2 separate regions of the Homo sapiens genome follow, and region 2 is linked to region 1. Evidence: read pairs that join two places in POLR2A ChIA-PET (ENCODE). Cell type or tissue: MCF 10A. All regions are shown on one strand. Links, peaks and the distances in the headings refer to the core of each region. The heading gives the core; the rest is flanking DNA.

Region 1 (4,409 bases), core at 257-4,256:
AGTAAGCACACACTAATTGGGCTTCACAGAATAATAGAATTGACAAAGAAAGGGGTCAGAGAGATCAACAGAACTTTTTAAAATCTGAACAATACCAAGATTGATAAGCAAAGTGAACAAAGCTTCATGGACCTGTGAAATAATCTCTGAAGTTCCAATATCCATGTAACTGCAGTTCCACAGCAGAAGAGAAAGAAAATGGGACATACAGACACACAATTATTGAAAAAAAAAAACTGAACTTTTTCAATTAGGTAAAAGATAAATTTACAGATTATAGAAGCTCAGTAAATTCCAAGTGTGAGCAAACATCATTAAAATGAGCAAGTATGTAATAGTCAAAGTATTTAAAGCCAAAGAAAGAATGTTTTCACAAGCCAGACAAAAATGGCATATTACATACATGCAAAAAATGTTTCAAATATCTTTTTCTTGTCAGAAATTTTAGATGTGAGAAGACAGTTGAAAAATATTATAAGGTAATGCAAGGAAAGAAACTGCCAACCCACAATTCTACATCCAACAAATGTATTCTTCAGAATATGAAGGCAAAATAGAGACAACCTCATACGTTCCACCATTGTGTTTTGGAAGCAGATAATTTGTTTTCTAGTTTTACAGTTCTGTGGATGAAGGGACTTTGCCCCAGTATGGATGAAAACTAAGAGTCTCACCCATACCTAATTTAGATCATTTCAATGATGAGATTTGTAACTTTTTGAGTTGATATTAATGTGACATTTTTTAGAGTTAACGCTTAAATGGGTTAAGAATTTGGGGGACATGGGTAAATGTATTTTGCACACGGGAGAACATGAATTTGGGGTGCCAGCTGGTGGAGTTTACTGGGTTAATTAGTGCCACCCTTCAGCCCCCTAAAAATGCCTGTTCAACTGGAACCTGTGAATGTGACCTTATTTGGAAATGGGATTTTTTGCAGATTTAATGATGAGGTAATCATGGATTAGAGGGATCTATAATCTAATACATGGTATCTGTGGTTTCCTCATAGGAGGGAAATTTGGACATGGACACATAGGGAAGACAGCCATGTGGAGACAGAGGCAGAGGTGGACCTGCTGCCGCAAAACCACAGGGCGCCAAGTACTGTGGGCCACTGAGAAAACTAAAGGAGAGGAAGGATTCTTCCCTGGAGCTTTGGAGAGGGTGCGGCCCTACTTTCACCTGGATTTCAGACTTCAGACTTCCAGAACCATGAAGGAATAAGCTCTCTTTGTTTCAAAACCACTCAGTCAAGGCACTTTGTTACAACAGCCTAGGAAACTAATACAGGAATTGGTATTAGTAAAATCATTATTGTTGGCTCATATGACCATACTCATAGAACTTTTAAGATAATATGTAAATAAGCAACTAAAACAAAAAGTCAGAAAGCTTTATGGTGCCAGATCAATATACAAATAAATATCATTATTTTCCAATAAAAACAATTATATAATGTAACAATAATAAAGTAATAATACAAAGAAACTTCCCATAATAGCTACCAAAAATTCTAAAGTAGTTATAACTAGTTTTTAAAAATAATATGTTCAGAAATTTTATATAAACAAATATAAATTTTAAGTTAAAAAGAAAAAGAAATGGATAAATACATCATTAATGAAGTTTCAATCAAAATTCATACATGAATATTTCACAGAATTTGACAAGTATATCTAAAAATTATTTTAAAGGAGTAAAACGAGCTTGGAATTATTTGAAGAAGAAAGTATTTATCCTTTTGTATATTAAGAGTTAGCCTAAGTCTCCCGGGACTCAATGGTATCACCTCTCTAACAAAAAAGGTCACAGAGATATGAAAACACATCATAAAAAAATCTATCGTTTTATCACACAATGATTTGATCACCTGTGCACATGGAAACAACCTTATTTTAAATCCTTGTTTAGAGTCAATTTTAAGGGATAATGTTGCATGTGAAGCTCCATAATCATTCTTTTGTGTTAAGTGGTTGAGGAAAATATCAGGCTGGTGAGATGTTAATTATAGGTCCAGGGAATAACTTGAGTTAATAAATCAGAGATGAGTCCAAAGTTCTGTAAACAAGTTTCAACATTTCTGGGCACCTGAGATTAAGCACAGCTCTGAGAAGTGCTCCACACGTTCCTAAGTATATGATGCAAGTTTTACTTTGGCAAGAAAATGTAACTATATCTAGTACCCACCTTAGGAACATGAATGACGAAATGGAGATTTCACATTTGCCAGATGAATAGGACTAATGTAGAAAAACAAATCAAACTGTCCTTTACTCTCAGTCAACCCCCTTCTCAATAACAAAAACATCCACATATCCACATTGTCCATCTATTTTAAGGTCAATATAGTATGGATATTATACCAACTTGCAAAAATAAATTAAACCACTTACCACAGGTATCCTCCAACATCATTGGCACCATTAAATAACATTCATTCAGAACTACTTTTAGTGAATGTAGATACTTAATGTTTACAGACGAGGAAATCTGAATGGTACGAAACAAACAGAGACTTGTTCAAGGTCTCACACTGACTCAGCAGCAAAGTCCACATAGGAAGTGAATGTTCCTGAAGTAGCACATTTTGTTTGGACTACAAGACCAACTGAGTTATTATCTTTATTTGAAAATGATTCATGCAAGTCTGCCACAGATGAAGGCAAGCTGTGGAATTCTTACTCAAACTCTTTGTTGTTATTATGGGAAAGCTTCAAGTCTGGGGTTTTTTGTTTGTTTGTTTAATACCTCATATTTGTTATCCGAAAAAAACAAACAGCGTTCATTCACCTGTCAAGCAACAAACGACTCTCCACGAGAATGCAGATTTTGATCAATAGGAGTTTTATTACTTGGCTCAAGTAAGGGGAGCACTGGGTGTATTCTCCAAAGCAGTGTCTCCCTGAGGGAAAGTGGCAGGAGGGTTTTATGGGGTGATGGAGAGGGGAGAGGGTGCATTATCGCATGTAGATGAGGGGTCCCAGCGGTGCAGACACAGTGTCATCATGGCAACACATGGGTTACATGTTATGATAACGGAACTACAGTTCCTCCAGGATGGAGACGTTACAGTCATGAGGAAGATTCACCAGGGTTCATCTCTAAGTTGCCAGGGTCTGTCAGGAGCTGGTTTCAACCAACTAGGTTACTATAGTCCACCCAGGGTTTAGGGAAGAACAGGCTGCAGGGCAGGAAGCTGTAAATCAGGCTGATGGCTCACGTGGATTAAACTCCTATGGTTCCTAGAGACCCTCCTTGTCTGCTTATATATCCTAGAACTGAAAAATAAATTGAAAAGTGAAGTGGTTATGGTGGTCGCACTTCTGAATTCTGGTATGCCCCTCCTACCTCCCCCTACTAAGTAAAGAAAGATAAATCAGTCGTCTTAACAGTATTTAAAACAGCCCTTCCCAAAAACTCAATACATGAAACTTTCTTTCTAGTTGATCTTTGTACCAAATGATCTGGCCAATAAAGGAATAAAATCTTTGAGCTCAAATAACCATGAAAATGCAATACCCGATTTTCCTAAATGCACTTCCTAATGTGAAGGCCATTCACAAAAGCAAATATCCACCCCAGATTCTACTGGGTATGAAACATCTCAATGACTGATACTTCATCTTATCACCTGAAAATTAAATAATTTTATTACAAAAAGAATTAGTAGATTATATTGCTAAATCAAGTTTAGCCTAGAGCTGCCTCCTTACATATTTTAAGTTCAGTCTAAACGTTTCTCTGTAGGTAATGAACTGTAACCTCACTGGACGTGTAAACAGACTGTGACCTACCTACTCTTGTGCCAATCATGGAGTTTCAGCCAATCACAGGCGGCCGGCTGTTCAAACCATGTTTAAATAAGGCAAACGCAGAGCTGTAAGCAATCTAGGTGTTTCTGCACCTCTCGTCCATTTTCTGTAAGTCCTTTTTCTGTTCATAAATCTTCTTCCATCACGTGGCTGTGCTGGAGTCTTTGAACCTACCCTGCCTCGGGAGGCTGCCCCAATCAGCAATTTGTTCTTTGCTCAATTAAACTCTATTAATTTAATTTGCCTAAAAATTTTTTAACAATGTTTACTAGTAAATTTCATTTTTTCTTGCAAAAAAGAAAAAATCCTGAAAACAGGAGTAGGGAAAGATTGATGGCTAAAATTAAATATGGTTAACTTTAATATTTTAACTTATCACAAGAAAATTGCATTGCTTTGGACTATAAAAGTGATACATAAATCTTTCACTTCAGTAGCGCCATCACCATCATCAAATATTTAAAAACTTACATATGAAAAGAAATATGGTGGGGAGGGAAGTAGACAGAAACAGTTAAGAAACTAGGACATAATAAGACAGCAAAATTCCTGTTGGTTTATTTTTTGCTTGTTTCCTTGCTTAGTATTCTCTGA
Region 2 (4,409 bases), core at 114-4,113, 140 kb before region 1:
TCTACATAGGAGTGTGTGTGGGTGTGTTTGTGTGTGTGCATGTGTGTAACATGTGTGTATATATATATGTATCTAAATATAGATATAAAGGTGCTATCTATAGCATATTCAAATAAGTATTTTTACAGTGTATTTATTTTGTAATTGTTCACATTACTACTTCACGTTTCCACCATCACCAGAAGCCTGACATGCTTTTGAGAACAGATGATCCACACTTTTGGCTTGATTTTCTAGTCATCTTTGTGAAATGACATGGCAAATAAAGTTTAAAAACTCTCCACCAATTTGTGCTATCTATTCTTTGAAAGGATGAAAGTCAAGAAGGAAAAATGGGTTCTTATTGAATTCAAGCTTGCTCTTTGCCTGGAGTCATCTGCCAGAAAATAAATTAAGGCTAAATTAAGTAGTATTTAAAGGATAAATTGTTATCGAATATCAGTGAGAGGATTGAGCAGGTTAAAAGTCAGTTGATCCTTTCCCATAAAGATTGAAAGTATTTTCACCTTTTTTGTGTTTTGTGTCATGCTATCAGGGCTACGATGGGAGCACATGGTGTGTTTAATCCATTGATATGAGCGTTTGTCAGATGGAGATGTCAATGTTTTATGTTTACTGAGAAAATCAGGTTACAAAAATGCTTCCCAGAATGGATTTCACTAACATTATTCATCATATTACTCAAGTGTTCCCCTGGAAACGCTAGATATCTGTGTTTCATTTTCTTTTATGACCAGTCTTCCATTTTGTAGCAAAGAACTATTACAAATTGACATTTACTTGTATTTTGAGGATTTATAGAGAATGTATAATCCCCCAATAAAAGAAAATGAGCCACTTTCATGGTGTATTTTAGTCTGTTTTCCTAATGTTTGAATTTCAGACAATATTTTAAAGCTTGATGACTTTAAACTTTTTATCTTAACAAAAAAACATTTTTCATCGTTAAAAATAAAACCAGTTTAGTGTGTATATTTTCTTCTGGGCTAATCAGAGCCATAATTACTCAAAATAGTAGCATTACTAACAATTTATTTCTAATAAAATGTTTCAAAATAATAGTCATTTTTATTTTTATATTATTAAGTGAGTATCACAAAATTTTAAAAAGCTATTGGAGTTGTTTCAGCTGGCAACAAATCTATCATTTCTGATCTCAGCATTTCACCCCATGTGGCAACTGCATCGTTCCTGGCTGTAGTCCTAGGTTCATGTAATTTAAAACTTTATATTAATTTGCTAATCATCTGATGGTTTTTTTTAGTATTTCCCAATCATATATTTGAATTCTTTAAACTAAGATGTTCCTAGTTTATTTTAATGTGCATTTCTAATTCCTACTTTTACTTTTGTTTTTAATATTATTTTGTTTCAGATGTGTTTTTAATTTCTGGGTCCAACCTAAACATTAGAAACATCTAATCTATTTATTTTCACCCAATTTTTAAAAAGTTATACTCTCTTAAATCACTTCTATTTTCTTCTATTATTTTTTGAAATCATCAAATTTTAGAATCAGAGGTCATCTTCATGACCATAACAAATCAGGAAATATCATACATGTGACAACACATATGCGAAATCCAAGCCTCCAATCTGTTTCTTGGGCACTGCACATTTACAGTGTTATCAGCATATACATTTATCTTTTCAGAATGATGCCTCACGAAAATTTATTGCAGGCTATACAGAGATAGGTATTCTTTGGAATTCCATCATGCCATATTATATGCTGCAAAGAGTGAGGTAAATAAAATGTGGCTGAAGGGAAGTGGAACAAGCCCGTGCGTGCATGTCATTTCGGAGTAAATAATTCTACAGTCAAAAGCCCAGCCTGTCCACAGGCAAGTCCTGAGTTCACAGCCCAGGAAAGCAGTCTTACAAGGATTGCACCATCTGTTGCCTAAGAAAAGCTAGTGTTTTACTATTTGTTGGTTTGTTAATCAAAATTTTAATTCACGTATTCATTTTTTGTGTAAAAGAACAGATCGTAGGGTGGAGGGTCAAGGTAAGAAAGCAATATAGAAATGTGTATTAAAACTTCTAAAAAATGTTCTAGCAATGGAATATCTCTTTGACCTAAGAAATACAGATGGATCAATTAAACTGTCAAACTCTATGTTGCATGAAGAGAAATAAAAGAACAGCAACCATCAAGACTGTCTTGTAGGCTGAAAGAAAATTATGGCCAGATTAAACCCCACCACTGAGGTTTAGATTAATTTCTAGTTACCCTGGCAGGCCATGGCCCAGGGCAAACCTGAGTAAATTCCTACTCTGTGAACCACCTCTCAGGTTTTGTTCATGGAGAAGGCTACACTTAGCCTCTGATGCCAGTAGAATGGTATACGATTGATTTGACTTGTGTTTTGCCCATATCCTGATTTGTTATAGTCATTATGATGACCTCTAATGCTAAAATTCTAGGATTCTAAAACCAATTTTAAAAATAGAAGGGGGCTGGCCACGCTGGCTCAAGCCTGTAATCCCAGCATTTTGGGAGACCGAGTTTGCAGGATTGCTTAAGGCCAGGAGTTTAAGACCAGCCTGGACAACATAGTAAGACCTCATCTCTACCAATAAAATAAAATAGCCAGACATGGTGGCTCATGCCTGTAGTCAGTCCCAGCTTCTCTGAAGGCCGAGGTGGGAGAATCACTTGAACCCAAGGGTTCAAGGCTGTAGTGAGCTTTGATGGCAACACTGCATTCCAGTAGCCTGGGTGACAGAGACCCTGTATCTTAAAAAAAAAAAAAAAAGGATTCAAGGGAGTACGACTTTTAAAGAAATTGATGCAAGAAAATGAATTAGATATTTCTTGGCTAAATTGGACCTAGAAATTTGAAACATATCTCAAACTTGCTCTTACCTGCCAACTGTTAGGAAAAAATATATATATATATGAGTGAAACGGAGGGAGAAGATTACCCATGGTGAAGCATGCTACCAGGGGCTACAGATATTTTTAATCAATATTAGTGGTATCTTAGACAAAAAGTGTCTGTTGCCAAGCCATGTTAATTAATGATTTTTAAATAGCTATTATTCATCTTTCGTTGTCGCAATAGCATTTGGTTTATGTTGACCTATATTAAAACTTGGTCTCTGTGGTTGGAGTCCAAGTACCATAACATACCTCTATGTTTGTAGTGTCACTTGAGTTTTAGAAGTAGGTGGACATTGGCTGTTTCTGTATGTTTGAACCTAAAATCAGAATAAAGTGTGGGTATGCCTTGGATAGAGGTGTTGCCTATGCTCTTTTCCTCCTTATAGTGTATGTGATAAGGAAACATGACCCCAGCCTCAATTCCCAGGGTAGTCTCTGCATAGGCTGAGCAAACCAGAGCAACCTCATGAACTCTACCAGGAGTGGTTCATAAACTCAGGCCTATGCCAGGCAATGCACAGCCATCCCTTGGTGTATCTGATTGGTCCAAGGGTGGGCATGTGACCTACATTGGCCTAAACTATCTGAACAGAAAGACTTTTATTCTGTGGTTAGGAGAAGCAGTTTTCTGAGTGTTATAACTCTTTATACTAGAAAAAATCTTTCCACCTCTTTGGTTTATTCATTTCAGATTTTTGGCATAATTAAGAGTTCCAGCTAATTGTTTTTATAAAACGTTCCACATTCAGGATCTGTCAATTATTTCTCATAATTAGATTCAAGTATGTGTTTTTTGGCAGCAGTACTCCATACGTAATTATGCATACTTCTGTGAAGTTAAGGAGTCACCAATACCACACTCAGGCTTGATAATTTCCTAGAAGGACTCACATAACTCACTGGAAGCTGTGATACTCGCAGTTACAGTTTATTACAGCAGAATTATATGAATTGAACTCAGCCAAGGGAAGAGGTGCATGGAGCAGAGTCCAGGAGATTCCCAGGTATGCAGCCGCCCTCTGCCAGTGGGATTGTGGGCAGTGCTGTCTCCAAGAAATGATGGGTATGATTTACGTGGAGCGCTGCCAACCAAAGAAGGTCCCAAGCCTTGTGTCTAGAGTGGCCACATACACATCATCGACAAACACCTGCTTGGCTCATCTTTAGAGTCCAACCCCTCCCAACATTGAGGTGACACTGCATGGCCCAAAGCAACACCCAAAATCACACTGTTAGACAATCTGGTGTGGACCAAGACTCCCAGGTACAAAAGACACTTTTATCAGACAGGACATTCTGAGAGCTTAGAGATGACCTCCTGGGTGGCAAAGGCAAAGCACAGGCCTCTCTTTGGGAAAGTTTAGCTTTTTTACTACTATCCATGTCCCTCGGCCAAGGTTCTTTTACAACAAAACAACCATATCTGTTTGAGCATCTACATTTAGTGTAACATTGATATCAATAGTATCCATCTGAATATGGCTAACATTTGGAGAAATCAGTATTGGGCAAGAACAGATTT

The links. ChIA-PET counts read pairs that join two places held together with the same protein. Peaks named below come from ENCODE experiments on the same cell type or tissue, not always from the same donor. Only the 100,000 strongest peaks of a DNase experiment are listed, where the experiment ranks them.
Region 2: POLR2A ChIA-PET joins it to region 1 with 5 read pairs; 1 of 35 experiments calls an interaction of 5 or more read pairs at or near these places.

The regions. Positions count from the first base shown.
Region 1 is chr10:4,675,653-4,680,061 of GRCh38, forward strand. It overlaps MANCR (mitotically associated long non coding RNA), which reads right to left and starts at 2,418. Exons shown (of 4, transcript NR_024475.1): 1 at 2,397-2,418. It overlaps LOC105376373 (a long non-coding RNA gene), which reads left to right. Exons shown (of 4, transcript XR_001747338.2): 2 at 1,013-1,167; 3 at 3,751-3,923. In MCF 10A, for the core only: no CTCF peak of the experiment used is centred there; DNase peaks (open chromatin) are centred at 2,159 and 2,569.
Region 2 is chr10:4,531,994-4,536,402 of GRCh38, forward strand. No RefSeq gene overlaps it. Among named protein-coding and RNA genes, the nearest start is that of LINC00705, 120 kb to the right of the region's middle. In MCF 10A, for the core only: no CTCF peak of the experiment used is centred there; a DNase peak (open chromatin) is centred at 1,838.